Regions from separate parts of the Mus musculus genome. Here region 2 is linked to region 1. Evidence: chromatin contacts called from ENCODE POLR2A ChIA-PET data. All regions are on one chromosome and are shown on one strand. The core of a region is the stretch at or near the end of the contact, and the rest is flanking DNA. Distances in the headings are between cores, read along the strand shown. Region 1 holds the start of Psmb6 (proteasome (prosome, macropain) subunit, beta type 6). Region 2 holds the start of Slc25a11 (solute carrier family 25 (mitochondrial carrier oxoglutarate carrier), member 11).

Region 1 (7,150 bases), core at 1,990-4,489:
CCAGCAAAAGGAAGGTAGAGGGAGGAGGATCAGGAGTTCAAAGCCAACCTGGGCGGGCTACGTAGCAACTTGGAGACTTCATGAGATCCTATCTTTAAAAAAAAAAAAAGGGGCTGGAGAGATGGCTCAGCGGTTAAAGAGCACTGACTGCTCTTCCGAAGGTCCTGAGTTCAAATCCCAGCAACCACATGATGGCTCATCGCCATCCATAATGAGATCTGATGCCCTCCTTTGGTGTGTCTGAAGACAGCTACAGTGTACTTACATATAATAATAAATAAAATAATGAATAAAATCTTTTTTTAAAAAATCAGGAAAGCCAAGCCTGGTTGTTTGTCATCTCAGGGATTTGTAATCTCAGCTCCTTGGGAGGCTCATACAACAGTTCCACAAGCAGTGCTTCCTGCTCAGGCTACAGATAAGGACGAGGCTAGCTTTTGAAACTTTGGGAGACCTTGCCTCAAAAAAAAAAAAAAACCAAACAAACAAAAAACAAAAACAAACAAGCAAACAAAAAAACAAACAAACAAACAAAAACAAGTCAAAAGAAGCCTGGGACATCCGTGAACAACAGAGTGAAGCCTGGGACATCCGTGAACGACAGAGTGAAGCCTGGGACATTGTGAACGACAGAGTGAAGCCTGGGACATCGTGAACGACAGAGTGCTTGCCTAACATTCCTGTACAAGGTTCTGGGTTTGAACCCAGCAACAAAAGCAAAACAAAACCAAAAATCTTGGAAAATAGTGTATCGATGCAAGGATTTGGGGGCGCTACTGTAGAAACACAACCAACCAGGTGGGGGGGGGATGAATAAATTTGACTTCACCCAAATTTTAAACTTGATTTTTTTTTTAAACATTTGGTTATTTATCGGGGGGAGGGGAGGGTGACTGTCTGAAGGTCAGAAGACAACTGGCAGGTGTTGGCTTTCTCTTCCACCTAAGGGACAAGCCCCTTCACTGGCCGAGCTCTTTACTTGCCCAAAGCTGAAAACTTTTCACTCTAATCCAATGGGAGAAAAATATCTGCAAATCATATAGCCGGGGCTAGAGAGATGGCTCAGCAGTTAAGAACACTGACTGCTGATGTGTTAGAATGGCGGGTCTCGTCTCCATGGCACACTAGGCCAGAGCAATTCCATGTGGAAGCGGTTTTATGGGAAGAGAGAGACAAAAGTATTGGCAGAGAGAGAAGAGAGGGAAAGAGGAGAAAAAAAAATGAGGACAGGACGGTCTCCTTATTTGTATGGAAAATGACTTAACACAAGTAAAAGTGGGAGGTGAGCCAAATGGATTCTGGGAATATGGTGGCAGTTGTCTTGGCAACGGGTCTGCAGGTCACAGGTCGCAGGTCGAGCTGTTGCCTCATAGGTTTGGAATGTCCTGATGCCAACAACTGCTCTTCCAGAGGTCCTGAGTTAAATTTCCAGAAATCATCTGTAATGAGATCTGGTGCCCTCTTCTGGTGTGTCTGAACACAGATGCAGTGTATATACATAAAATACATAAATCTTTTTTTTTTTTTTTTTTTTTTTTTTTTTGGAGACAGGGTTTTTCTGTGTAGCCCTGGCTGTCCTGGAACTCACTCTGTAGACCAGGCTGGCCTCGAACTCTGAAATCTGCCTGCCTCTGCCTCCCAAGTGCTGGGATTAAAGGCGTGCACCACCACGCCCAGCTTTTTAAAAAATCCATATATCTGATGTTTCTACCTAAATATAAAAATAACACAATACAATAATTAAAAACTCAAGCAATTCTTTTTTAAAATTGACAAAGATCTTGAATGGACATTGCTGCAAAGAAGATACACAAAGAACTCACTAGCCATGGAAATATGCTTAACTAATTATTCGGGGAAAACAAATCAAAATCATACACTCACGTCCACATGCACTAGAATGGCACGATTTTTTTTTATTCTACAAACCATATTTAATTATAAAATCAAGAATTTTAGTATACAAGAATTGAGTTGGCCCAAGTATTTATATAAAGAACCAACCTACATAATTCATTAGACAAGAAATGATTTCTTCATTGTAATGACTCTTTTTTTTTCCATATTTTTTTATTGGGTATTTATTTCAATTACATTTCCAGTGCTATCCCAAAAGTCCCACACACGCTCCCCCACCCACTCCCCTACCCACCCACTCCCACTTCTTGGCCCTGGCGTTCCCCTGTACTGAGGCATATAAAGTTTGCACGACCAATGGGCCTCTCTTTCCACTGATGGCCGACTAGGCTATCTTCTGATTCATATGCAGCTAGAGACACGAGCTCCAGGGGGGGTATTGGTTAGTTCATATTGTTGTTCTACCTATAGGATTGCAGATCCCTTCAGCTCCTTGAGTACCTTCCCTAGCTCCTCCATTGGGGGCCCTGTGATCCATCCAATAGCTGACTGTGAGCATCCACTTCTGTGTTTGCCAGGCCCCGGCATAGTTTCACAAGAGACAGCCATATCTGGGTCCTTTTAGCAAAATCTTGCTAGTGTATGCAATGGTGTCAGCGTTTGGAAGCGGATTATGGGATGGATCCCCGGATATGGCAGTTTCTAGATGGTCCATCTTTTCGTCTCAGCTCGAATGGCACGATTTAAAATGTATTAAAAATATAATACATAGGTGAGAATGTGTAACGGTGGAAACCCTCAGATATGGCAGGGGTGATTGTCAAGGGGTATAGATGCTCCCAAAAAACAATTGTAGCTTCTTCAAAAGTTCTTGTGGGACCCGGGAAGTAGGTACCCCGGACTATTGAAAACACGACCTGACCATTCCAGTTTGTACTCTTATCTTGTGGGTTCTTTGAACTAGGACACCAATCAGGTTATAGTGTATCCAACCTGTTAACATTGCGACACAACGTTGTTATTTACAAAACCCACATACTTCAGACTATACAATCAAGTTACCAAAACAAACAAACGACCCCCCCCACACACACACACACACACCTAAAACCTTATAATGTAAATTAGGCTTCATTTCCAAGTATCCTTTGCCTCCGGGAGCCACAAGCCTCTGGTGAGGCAAATCTTTGAGAAGAGGCTCCGCCCTTTTCCCCCCTTCCTAGACCCGCCTCTTTTTTTTTTTTTTTTTGGTAATTTGACACACTGCCGTAAAGTGCCCACTGACTCTAACGACGAGTTCCTACCTCTGTCTTTTCCCTTCTGCCGTCAAGCAGCTTCGCTCCCAGAAGGCCACAGAGGCGGACTAAAGAGAGTGACGGAGCGCTTTACGACGGTTGCTTTGTGGCAGAGTAGCAGAGGAAGATGGCGGCCGCCTTAGCTGTTCGTCGAGCGGGGTCTGCACCGGCCTTTGGGCCGGAGGCTCTCACCCCAGACTGGGAAAACCGGGAAGTCTCCACAGGGGTGAGGAAAGAGCCAGAGTTCGGAAGACATGTACTAGGCCTGACGGGAGGAAAAACATGAAGCCCGAGTGGGTTTGACTGAGTGGGTTGGGGGGGGGGGAGCGCTGTGTTCTGCGAGAGGGAGAGGGATTCCTTGAATGCTGGCGTGGGGTGATACCTTTCGTGATGAGAGGTGAACAGTAGGCTGAAGCATAAGAGTCTGAATCCTGGGGTTTGGAGATTGTAGTTTTTATATTCTCTGACGTGTTGAGCCCCCTTAAGATTTGATAATAGGTTCGCGGAGCACGAATTTTGCATTATAAAATCCGGGTGAAGAATTATTGAGGTCGGTATATACTCGAGAATGCGGTAAGGCTAAAAGAGTTACCTTTTTTACACTATTCTTCCCAGACCACGATCATGGCTGTGCAGTTTAATGGGGGCGTGGTTCTAGGAGCGGACTCCAGGACAACCACTGGGTGAGCTCAAAACAGAAAGTCTTCCCGTTTCCCCTACTCCAAACATATACCATTCCTGCCTGTCAGCCCATCCTTACCCTCCTCAGACCACTGTGGCAAGAGAAGTTTCTCCACTACCTGGAGATAATAAGGACTTGTTCCTAATTCTGTGGTTTCCAGGCCCCCTCACCCTTTGGTGAACTACCAGTAAAGGTCTGTTCTCCATTCATCCGGCTTCATTTTCCATGAGGACTAGTAGGTGGTAGCAGTATTTGTATCCCTGGAGCTGCAGGGAGTAGACGGTGATGTGGTGGAGGAGGGAGGCAAGTGGGCTCCTTCTCACTGTTTCCGCCATCCTGCAGGTCCTACATCGCCAATCGAGTGACTGACAAGCTGACCCCTATCCACGATCACATCTTCTGCTGCCGCTCAGGCTCAGCCGCTGATACCCAAGCAGTGGCAGACGCTGTCACTTACCAGCTTGGTTTCCACAGGTACTTGTGGGCAGGGGAGGAACAACGACCCTGAAGGCTCTGGAACATAAGGCACTAAAAGGCCTGACTCCAGATCCTGATATTGCTTTGTTTGTGATCTTCCAACCCCACCTTCTAGTATTGAACTGAACGAGCCTCCACTAGTCCACACAGCCGCCAGTCTCTTTAAGGAGATGTGTTACCGGTACAGAGAAGATCTGATGGCAGGAATCATCATTGCAGGCTGGGACCCTCAAGAAGGAGGGCAGGTCAGGCCCTCCTCACCAGAGTACTGGAGTCACACCTCTGATGCTCCACCCCTTCGGCCATTTTGTTTGTCTGTCTGTCTGTCCGTCCTGTATGCATGTATCCTTATGGGTACATGTGTGTGGAGGCCAGAGGTGTGCCAGGGTTGTCTTCCTCATGAGACAGTCTCACTGAAGATAGAGCTCACTTTTAGCTAGGCTGCCTATCCAATGAGCTCTAGCAATTATACACCCTGCACCCTACTCCCAGAGCTGGGGTTACAGATACACATGCCCAGCTTTTACATAAGTGCTGGGGATTTGAAATCAGGTCTTCATACTTGCCTTAGCAGGCCCTTTACCACCCAAGCCATCCCTAGTCCCCACTCCAAACACCTTTTTTTTTTTAAGTTTCTCTTTCTGTCTCTACCTCACCATTAACTTTCCCGAGACCAAAATCAAAAGGGATGGGTGAATGTGTTGGGAAAGGGTGCAACTGGTGGCTTTTCTCCCCCCTCCCATCTGGCAGGTGTACTCTGTTCCCATGGGGGGTATGATGGTAAGACAGTCCTTTGCCATCGGAGGCTCCGGGAGCTCGTACATCTATGGCTATGTTGATGCTACGTATCGGGAAGGCATGACCAAGGACGAATGTCTGCAGTTCACTGCCAATGGTGAGACTCTGTGCTTCCACGCCTGTGAACTTCAGCCCTCGTTCCCAAGCTGTGCCAAGGGTCCTCACGTTCAGCTACTAACTCCAAACCCACTGTCCTCGTTTTATCTACAGCTCTCGCTTTGGCCATGGAACGCGACGGCTCCAGTGGAGGGGTGATCCGCTTGGCAGCCATTCAGGAGTCAGGGGTAGAGCGGCAGGTGCTTTTGGGAGACCAAATCCCCAAGTTCACCATTGCCACGTTGCCACCTCCCTGAGGCCTGGTGTTCTAGGGAGTAGTAAAGGATGGTCCATACCGACGCAGAAGCTAATAAACAGTTTGTTAAAGAGACGTTTCTGTGTGAAGGTTCTTGACTTCAACTTCAACTTGCCAAAACCATTGTCTTGCGTAAACTATTGCACTGAGCTCGGTAGGAATTAGAGAGGTAAGGAAGGTTTATCAGTGCGCTGTTCTTTTATCATTACTAGCATTATTGGATTATTTTGGGGATGGCTGGTTGCATTATGTTTTTAAATAAAATGGTTTGTTTTATGTGCATTGTTGTTCTGCCTGCATGTATGTGTGAGGGTGCCAGATTATTGAAATTTGAGTTACAGACAGTTGTGAGTTGCCCTGTGGGTGCTGGGAATTGAAACCAGGCCTTTGAAAGAGCAGCCAGTGCTCTTAACCACTGAGCCATCTCTCCAGCCCCTTGTTCTTGTTTTTTTTTTTTTTTTTGAGATTAGATCTCTTATAGCTCAGTCCAGCCTTGAACTTGTGGCAATTCTCCTCCCTTTGCGTCTGGAGTGCCCGGATCACAGATGTATACCATGTACTCGGTCAAGAGCGGTGGTTTCTGTATCTTTCTGCAGATCATATTTACTCTACATACCCAGGTATCTGAAGTACCAGAATGTGGTTGCCTGGGGCTGCAGCAATGGCCTAAGTCCAAGCTAGGACTCAGAATTAGGAGACTGGGGTCACCTCCCCTGCTCTGTCTGATGCTGACCATCATGGCGATTGCTGGCCCTGGGGTTAAAGCTGTCCCCAGGCCAGCCTCATGATCCTCTTTCCCTCTGACACTTAATCATCACCCAGCAATGTGAATCCTTTATCTTTGGGGAAAGACATGGCACTTGTCTACAAGTGGGAATACATGCAGATATTGGGTGGCAGAGAACAGCCATAGGGAGTGCTTTTGGATCGTTCTATAGGTCACGGTCCTTGTGAGGCTGAGAGTGAACGCCAGCTCCTTCGCAGCTGTCCCTGTCCAAACCAGGGACCTAAGGAGCTCAGGGGCGCCTCAGTGACACCATCTTTCCAGTCTTTTTTTCTCTCGTCCACTGATCAGGGAACGATAGAAACCACACGTACAGACTTGGTTCTGAAGTAGTTCAGAGGGCAGAAAGGACGATTCTGTGGAGGGAGGGGGAGGAAGAGAAAATACCCCAACAAGAGCAATTTGGGGAAGGTTGATGACAGCACAGTCTCATGACAGATGACGTGGGGGCAGTGTAAAGCCACTGTTACTCGGTACCCATGACCAGGAAGCAGTGGGTTGCGCCACATGAGTGGTGGAACCCCTATTTAGGATGGGTCTCCCCACCTCAGGTGACCTAATCTAGACAGTTCTTCACAGGTCTGCCCAGAGGTTTGTTTCCACAGTGATTCTAAACATCAAGTTGACAGAATAAATCATCACAAGTGGTCAGGTGCTGATTAAGTGAAAGCAGAAAGGGATCTCTGTCTTAACATTTAACTAAAAATACTTCAGCTGTTCATGCTTAAACCCGTCTGCCTTAGTCCTCTCTCTTGTACTTAACAGTAGCTCTAAAACTCTGGAAGTATATAACCATCTCTGTGCCCTGCCCTCTACCATGCCTGCCCTTACACAATCCTTCAGCTATAGAGCAACCAAAGCCATCTGGGTAAATGTGAGCCATGTGGCTTCTCTACTTCACAGTC
Region 2 (7,150 bases), core at 1,732-4,231, 120 kb after region 1:
GCCAAGATGGCCTCGAACTCAGAAATCTGCCTGTCTCTGCCTCCCGAGTGCTGGGATTAAAGGCCTGAGCCACCACTGCCCAGCGCTGCTGCTTCTTCTTCTTTTCTGTCAGCTGTTGAGTTACGACTTTACACAGCATTTTCATAAAACCAGTAGGTGACTTTCTTTAATTATTTTGTTAAAACTCCAGTTTGTTTTCCAGAGATATAAGCTTCTTTGTGCAGCTACCTCCCCCTATGATCCTTAAGACTATCCAGATTTGGGGTTGGTATTTCAATCCAATTTATTAAGTCCTCAGGGAGGAGGAAGGCCACATCTTCCACCATAGACCCTTTGTCATCTTGACAGCTTCTGCTTTCTCCTGTCTCCTCAGCTCTGCCTTGGATTCCCCAGAGAGAGGGATCTGCTGTCTGGTGTGCCCTGAATCTAACACCCAAGAGGAGACTAGAAATCCTTGGTGTGTGTCTTAGGTCTCCTCAGGAAGAGCCAGGGGCAAAGTGATTCTAAGCATCAGGCAAGCACAGCAGGCAGGCTGGAGTAGGGGGAGAACAGACTAAGTTCTTTACCGCAAAGGAGAAAACCACACTGGAGAGGGAAAATAAATAGAATAGCCCAGGGTAGCAGAATCCAGGTCCTCCAGGGCATAGCGACTGTAATAGCAGTGGATGGCTTGGAAGCCTGGCACACTAGTCCTGGGACCATGCCAGATCAGCCACTGAGGAAGAGACGCTTGTAGGCCTTGTTCATCTGTTCCAAGAAGATGAAGGTGAGGACAGTGTGGGGGCCCAGTCGGGCATAGTATGGTGTGAAGCCCTTCCACAGGCTGAAGAAACCCTCATAGCGGACGACTTTCAGCAGCACATCCTAGACAGACAGGCAGGCAAGTGCTGGGGCTAGGCCCTGGTCCTGGTCCAGGCTCTGTCCCCTGTCCCTAGCTCCCTTCGCATCCCTCCCAGGGCACCCCTTCCCCCCCCTCCTCACCAGCCCATTCTTGTATTCTGGCTTCCCATCAATCATCCGCATATTCTGGATCCTGAAAGAGAGTCAGTATGAACATGAAAACCAGAAAGGGGGGCCTCCCCAAGTTCTCCAGTCCCAGGCTGCAGACTCACCTAGTTTTGACGATGTCCACAGGCATGGAAGCAGCAGTGGTAACGAGGCCACTGATCATGCTGGCGCAGAAGTGGCAGAGAATATTGTCAGAGAAGTAGCCTGGGAGGTGAAGCAAAAGGTGGTAGTCAACTCTCAGGTAGCTCAGGCCAGGCTCAAGTTCTCAGCTCTGGGTCTCTCACCTGAGTCCAGCAAGAACTGCTTAGATTGAGAGTAAGAGGCAAGCTGGGCGGCATTGACAACGACAGCTCGAGCCATGGTAGGGATGCAGCCCTGGAGGTGGAGGGTGGAGGCAATGGAGACAGTCAAAAGTGCCAGAGATCTAACCCAGCATGGCCCAAGACTCCAACCCTCGCACTCACCCGCCACAGTGTGGGGACTCCTTCTTCCCTGGCAATCCTAACTAGGGCATTAAACACATTTTTGTAGCCACGGCGCTGGTCAGCTGGAAGCCTGGGGGAAAGGCAGGGAAAGGCCAAGATCAGGACAGACCAGGGTCCATGGAACAAAGAAAGGGAAGCCTGAATAGGTAAGTGCCCTGATGTAGATATAGACTAACAACACCATCCTAGAGTCCAGGAATGGGGCTGGAGTTAAGCTCAGAAACGGAACTCACCGACCATCAGCAGTCATCCTGATGAGAGCCACCTCAGCTGGCGTTCCCACAAATGCACCAGTTGCACCTGCAGTCATGCCAATCAGGGCTTTCAGAAGAAAGCCAGGGGGTGTACCATCAGCCCCAGTCAGGCGCTCAAACAACACAGTATATATTCCAAGGCGAGTAGTGGTGTAGGTGGCCTGGCGCAGTAGACCAGCTGACAGCCTGAAGAGTAGAAATGTCAGCACATCAGGCCAAGGTCTGGACCTGCCAACCAACAACTTCCCTCCCCAACTTGAGGCCACAGTACCCAGTGTAAATGCCCTTCAGGCCTTCTGTCTTCAGGATGCTGGTGAGGGCATGGAAACTGGTTTTGTACTCTCGAGTCTTGGCCCCTTCACCACTCAACTGCATCCGGTTCTTCACCAGGTCCAGGGGCTGCACAAAGACTGTAGCACCCATCCTGAAGTGAGGCAGGAAAGGGAATCAGAGGTCAGTGGTTCCAGCTCTACTGCAACCTGGCAAGAAGTTACAAAGGTCAGGGCCACTAAGGATTCAGGAGGCTGGTGGGCATGTGTGTTAAGTGTGTGCATCAAGGGCAACGTGCCAGCAAAAGAGTCCAGTTGCCCAGTAAGGGGCATGCAAATCAAAAAGCCTCAGGCAGTTCTTTAGGGTTCAAGCAGAATTAGGACTACAGGCGATCTAAAGAAAGGTGGAGAGGGCGTCCCCATCCTAAGACTCCAAGCAGTCCTATAACAAAGCCTTTAATGACCTATACCCACCACCCAAACAGGCACAACGAAGCAAAGGTGGTGGAAACACAGGGTAAAGATCCTTGAATGCAGCACAGTTGGGTCCCTGCAAAGGATGAATAGATCCTGGCAACCCATCAGGGACCCTGCACCGGCTCAATTTACTGCAACACACCCCAAGTTACACTGGGCCCAGGTGCTTGCTCCCGTCCCTTCCTCCTTTTCCCCCATCACTGGGGCCTGAGCTTACCCAGCCAGGCCCCCAAACAGGAACTTGACAGACTTAGGGGAGGTACGGGGTTTCCCGTCCATCCGGCCAGCCCCAGGACTCGCCGTCGCCGCCATCGCCCCTTGATGGCCCTCGGCTTTGGGTCCCGTGCACGTACAGCCCCGCTCGCGCCCAAGGTGACACCAGCGCGCAACAGGGTGAGGGCGCGCGCGCGCACGCCCCTCCGACAGGCAAATCTGGCTCCAGCTGGAAGCTGGGGCGGGCGCAGGCTCGGAGCGCAAAGGCAGCCGGGGAATAAGGCGGGGCTAAGATGCACGATGAAGGGGCGTGGCCGATTTAGGAAGCTACCCTAAATTCCCGCCCCTCCGGAATTGGAATCGCGGGGAAAAAAAAAAAAAAAAAGCTTGTTTGAAAACCTCGCGAGAGCAAGTGAATCAGCCGAGTTCGGGCTATGAGGCCTCTCGCGATATATTTCAGCGGCGAAAGGGGGTGGGGGGGTGGAGGGAGGGTGGTGGCAAGCACTCTCGCGATACTTTGAACGTACCGTGGCGGCCAGACGAAGGAGAGGTTTGTAAACAGGGCAGCTCCAGGATCTCAGGGACTGAGGGAAAAAAACTAGATCGTCTCCTGAGCATCGAAGCTCCCTCCATCTCCGCAGGCTCCTTCTACATGTCAAACATTTCTTTCAACCGGCCTCTCGGGACCGGAAGTCCTCCGTCCTGAGCGTCCAATACTGGAATTGGCCTTTCTTACCGGAAACCCTTTTCCAGGGGCATAGGAAGACAGTCTACCTGGCCGGAAGTCCCACCTCTTTGAGGTTTCTCCTACCCTTCCGGAAGTTTTTTTGTTGTTGTTGTTACCTGTTTGCCTTCGCTCCTATTCTGTCCTATTTCTGTACTAGAGAAAGATACATTGTCTCCCCTACCAGCTCCGCTAAGCTGGTTTGATAGCTCACTCCCTGAATCGGAGTTCCTTCCCCGACGCCCCCATGTAGCTGAGAAGTGGGACCTAGGGGTGGTTGGACCCCTGGGATCCTGAAGGAGAGGCAGAGGAGGGCGCAGGACTCGGCTTCTGCTCCTGCGATCAGAACGCGACCTTCGCAGCTTTACCCCTCCCGCTGCCATGCACCCTGCGGCCTTCCCGCTTCCTGTTGTCGTGGCTACTGTACTGTGGGGAGCAGCCCCTGTCCGAGGGCTGATTCGAGCGGTGAGTCTGAGGGTCGGACGGGGACAGGGTGCTGAGAATGGGGTTCAGACTGAAACACGTAGTGTTCCGTCTGCAGACTTCGGAGCACAATGCCAGCATGGACTTTGCAGACCTTCCAGCTCTGTTTGGGGCCACTCTGAGCGACGAGGGACTGCAGGTGATGTTTTCCCCATTTCCCTATATGGATCCTGGGTAGGGGCGAAGTGGCCGTGCTCAGGAGGTAGGAAGTAGTGGAGTTAGCAGCGGAATGCAGTGGACTGCGGATAGTTCAATGATAGGGTGCTTTTTCTAGTATGAGTGAGATTCTAGGTTGAATCTCCAGCAAAAAAAAAAAAGTGTCCCCAATCCAGAAAAACCTAAGTGCATGATCATGTCCAGCGCGCAGAGTCCAGAATCCAGAGATAATAGATAGTGCCCACCTCTAGAACTTAACATTTTTTATTTTATATGCATAGGTGTGAGAGTGTCAGATCCCCTGGAACTGGAGTTACAGTCAGTTGTGAGCTGCTACATGGATGCTAGGAACTGAACTCCGGTTCTCTGGAAGAACAGCCAGTGCGCTTAAGCACTGAACCATCTACAACCCCTAGAACTCCCAAGTTTAAGAGGGAGTCTGAGAGTGGGCTAAGATAAAAAGCAGGTGCTTATCAGCAGTCTCTGGAGCAACTTACTGTTTGTATAGATGGCCATGGACAGCTTTTTATGGGTTCTGAGTCAAATGAGAAATAGAAATTAACCTAGGGCTATCGTGCCAGTGTGATAAGCATGTCTGTAGTAGTTCACTACAAAGTTCATGCCACATAGCAAGAATTCATTCGGCCACAGTTAGCAGTAGAGTTGTAAGATGGCTAATTGGAAAATGAAACTTGTTGAAAATGCCATGAATGAGTAGCAAGGTGAACCACTATCGGTGGGAAACTTAAAAGCAGAACTAAACTACGCTTGAGAAGTTAAGGGAGCCTCTGGTAAGGGATGTAGTTTACTGTAACTGCATCTTCAAGAAAGCTGAGAGATCCCTTTTCTTTTTTCTTTTTTTTGAGACTGGACTCTGGAACTCTGGCTGTCCCCAACTCACAGTAGTCTCAAGTGCTGGGATTAAATGCATGTATCACCATGTCTGAGTTGTAGATTCAGTGTTGGGTGGGATGCTCAGACCTCCAGAATGAGCAATGATAGAGCTGCAGAATGCAGGTAGTATATAGTGTTATGTGTGGTAGGTCCTGTGGAAGACAGAACTAAAGATGAAAATGTTTGCCTTTATCCCTCAGGGGTTCCTTGTGGAGGCCCACCCAGAAAATGCCTGCGGTCCTATTGCCCCACCACCCTCAGCCCCGGTCAATGGGTCAGTCTTTATTGCACTGCTTCGAAGATTCGACTGCAACTTTGACCTCAAGGTTGCTGAATGGGGAATGGGAGGTGGTAAGCAGGGTACATGACACCAGGAATGAAGGGCAAGGGTTACAGCTCTATCCCTCCCGCTTGGCCTCCTTAGGTCCTAAATGCTCAGAAGGCTGGGTATGGTGCAGCTGTGGTGCACAATGTGAATTCCAATGAACTGCTGAACATGGTGTGGAACAGCGGTAAGGAAGAAGCCTGCACTACTGGGTGCACCGTGGAGTTGAGTGGGAGGGCAATTGGTTGAGATCTGCAAAAAGTGCCAAAAGCCAGTTTCAGGGAATTGAGGAACAGAAGGCTAAATCCCTAATATCCTGCTCCTTACAGAGGAAATCCAACAGCAGATCTGGATCCCATCTGTATTTATTGGAGAGAGAAGCGCAGAGTACCTACGAGCCCTTTTTGTCTACGAGAAGGGGTAGGACGCATGCTTTCTTCCAGTTCTTCTCAATCCACTCAGGCTCAGGCTCTTCCTCGGCTGCCTTGACTTTCTCCTCATTATGCCTTGTCCCAAGCCAGTAACCCTATTTTACCTGGCTTGAGGTTGTGTCTCTCTCTCCTCAGGGCTCGGGTGCTTCTGGTTCCAGACAACAGCTTCCCCTTGGGCTATTACCTCATTCCTTTCACTGGGATTGTAGGATTACTGGTTTTGGCCATGGGAACAGTATTGGTAAGTAGCTGAGGAGAACTTACGATGCCAGACTGGATCGGTAGAGGGGAGGGTTTATTGCATTTTCCAATCATTTTTTAAGCCTGGTCCACTCTTCCTTATCCCTAGATAGTTCGTTGCATCCAGCACCGGAAACGGCTTCAGCGGAACCGACTTACCAAAGAGCAACTGAAACAGATTCCTACCCATGACTATCAGAAAGGTAAGGGCAGGAGAAGGGGCCTTTCTCCTAGCTGGCCTCATCTTGAAGGATTTTTGAACCCAGTGAGTAGATAAAGGGTTCAAAAAAGAACCGGAAAGGTGCCACCTTTGCTTGGTTAAAAAAAAAAAAAAAAAAAAAAAAAAAAAAAAAAGATGACCAACCAACCACAAGCAAAGGAGGTAGGGTAGAGCAGGCGCTGGAAAGCAGAGATGAACAAAGGAAACTTGACTTTGTGTGTGGGGTGTAAGAGGTGTAAGAGCCAGAAGAACTCAAAGCAAGCAGGTGAGGGGTTGGGTTATCTAGACTTGGAGCCTCCAGTACCATATAAGGCTATAGCAAACGCCTCGCCCCTCCCAGTTCTGCTTTCCCCTCCTACCCCCCCCCAACTCACTTCCCTTATCTCTGCTTGTCCCCTCTAGCCCCAAGATTTTATGTGGTGCCCTAAGTTTGCACTGGCTTGGTAGAAAACGGGGCAATAAGACTTGTACAGTGAGTTTTCTTGGGCGTGACTGCCAATAGTTGAGTGAATCCTTTCCTTTCCCAGGAGATGAATATGACGTCTGTGCCATCTGTCTGGATGAATATGAGGATGGGGACAAGCTTCGAGTACTTCCCTGTGCTCATGGTAAGGCCCACATGTGCCTGTGTCTGTGTTCCTGCCCAACCTGCAGAGACCAGCCTTTCATATAAACCACTCCACAGCTTATCACAGTCGCTGTGTGGACCCCTGGCTCACTCAGACCCGCAAGACCTGCCCCATCTGCAAACAGCCTGTACATCGGGGTCCTGGCGATGAGGAGCAGGAAGAAGAAACTCAAGAGCAAGAGGAAGGCGATGAAGGGGAGCCAAGGGACCAACCTGCTTCAGAATGGACCCCACTCCTGGGCTCTAGCCCTACTCTTCCCACCTCCTTTGGATCCCTAGCCCCTGCTCCCCTGGTCTTCCCTGGGCCCTCCACAGATCCCTCACCTCCTTCATCTGCTGCCCT

The links. ChIA-PET counts read pairs that join two places held with the same protein, here RNA polymerase II (POLR2A).
Region 2: POLR2A ChIA-PET joins it to region 1 with 39 read pairs in embryonic stem cell. The contact joins the promoter of Slc25a11 here to the promoter of Psmb6 in region 1. POLR2A ChIA-PET finds 5 or more read pairs at or near these places in 5 of 5 experiments (Patski and embryonic stem cell).

The regions. Positions count from the first base shown.
Region 1 is chr11:70,522,118-70,529,267 of GRCm38, forward strand. It overlaps Psmb6 (proteasome (prosome, macropain) subunit, beta type 6), which reads left to right and starts at 3,240. Exons shown (of 6, transcript NM_008946.4): 1 at 3,240-3,378; 2 at 3,768-3,835; 3 at 4,177-4,308; 4 at 4,427-4,556; 5 at 5,062-5,206; 6 at 5,320-5,741. The coding sequence starts at 3,280. The coding sequence ends at 5,462.
Region 2 is chr11:70,644,058-70,651,207 of GRCm38, forward strand. It overlaps Slc25a11 (solute carrier family 25 (mitochondrial carrier oxoglutarate carrier), member 11), which reads right to left and starts at 2,982. Exons shown (of 8, transcript NM_024211.3): 1 at 2,711-2,982; 2 at 2,019-2,171; 3 at 1,727-1,933; 4 at 1,473-1,563; 5 at 1,293-1,383; 6 at 1,113-1,212; 7 at 982-1,033; 8 at 1-864. The coding sequence starts at 2,805. The coding sequence ends at 709. It overlaps Rnf167 (ring finger protein 167), which reads left to right and starts at 3,178. Exons shown (of 9, transcript NM_027445.3): 1 at 3,178-3,895; 2 at 3,972-4,052; 3 at 5,164-5,289; 4 at 5,388-5,475; 5 at 5,618-5,708; 6 at 5,855-5,960; 7 at 6,069-6,162; 8 at 6,707-6,787; 9 at 6,865-7,150. The coding sequence starts at 3,812.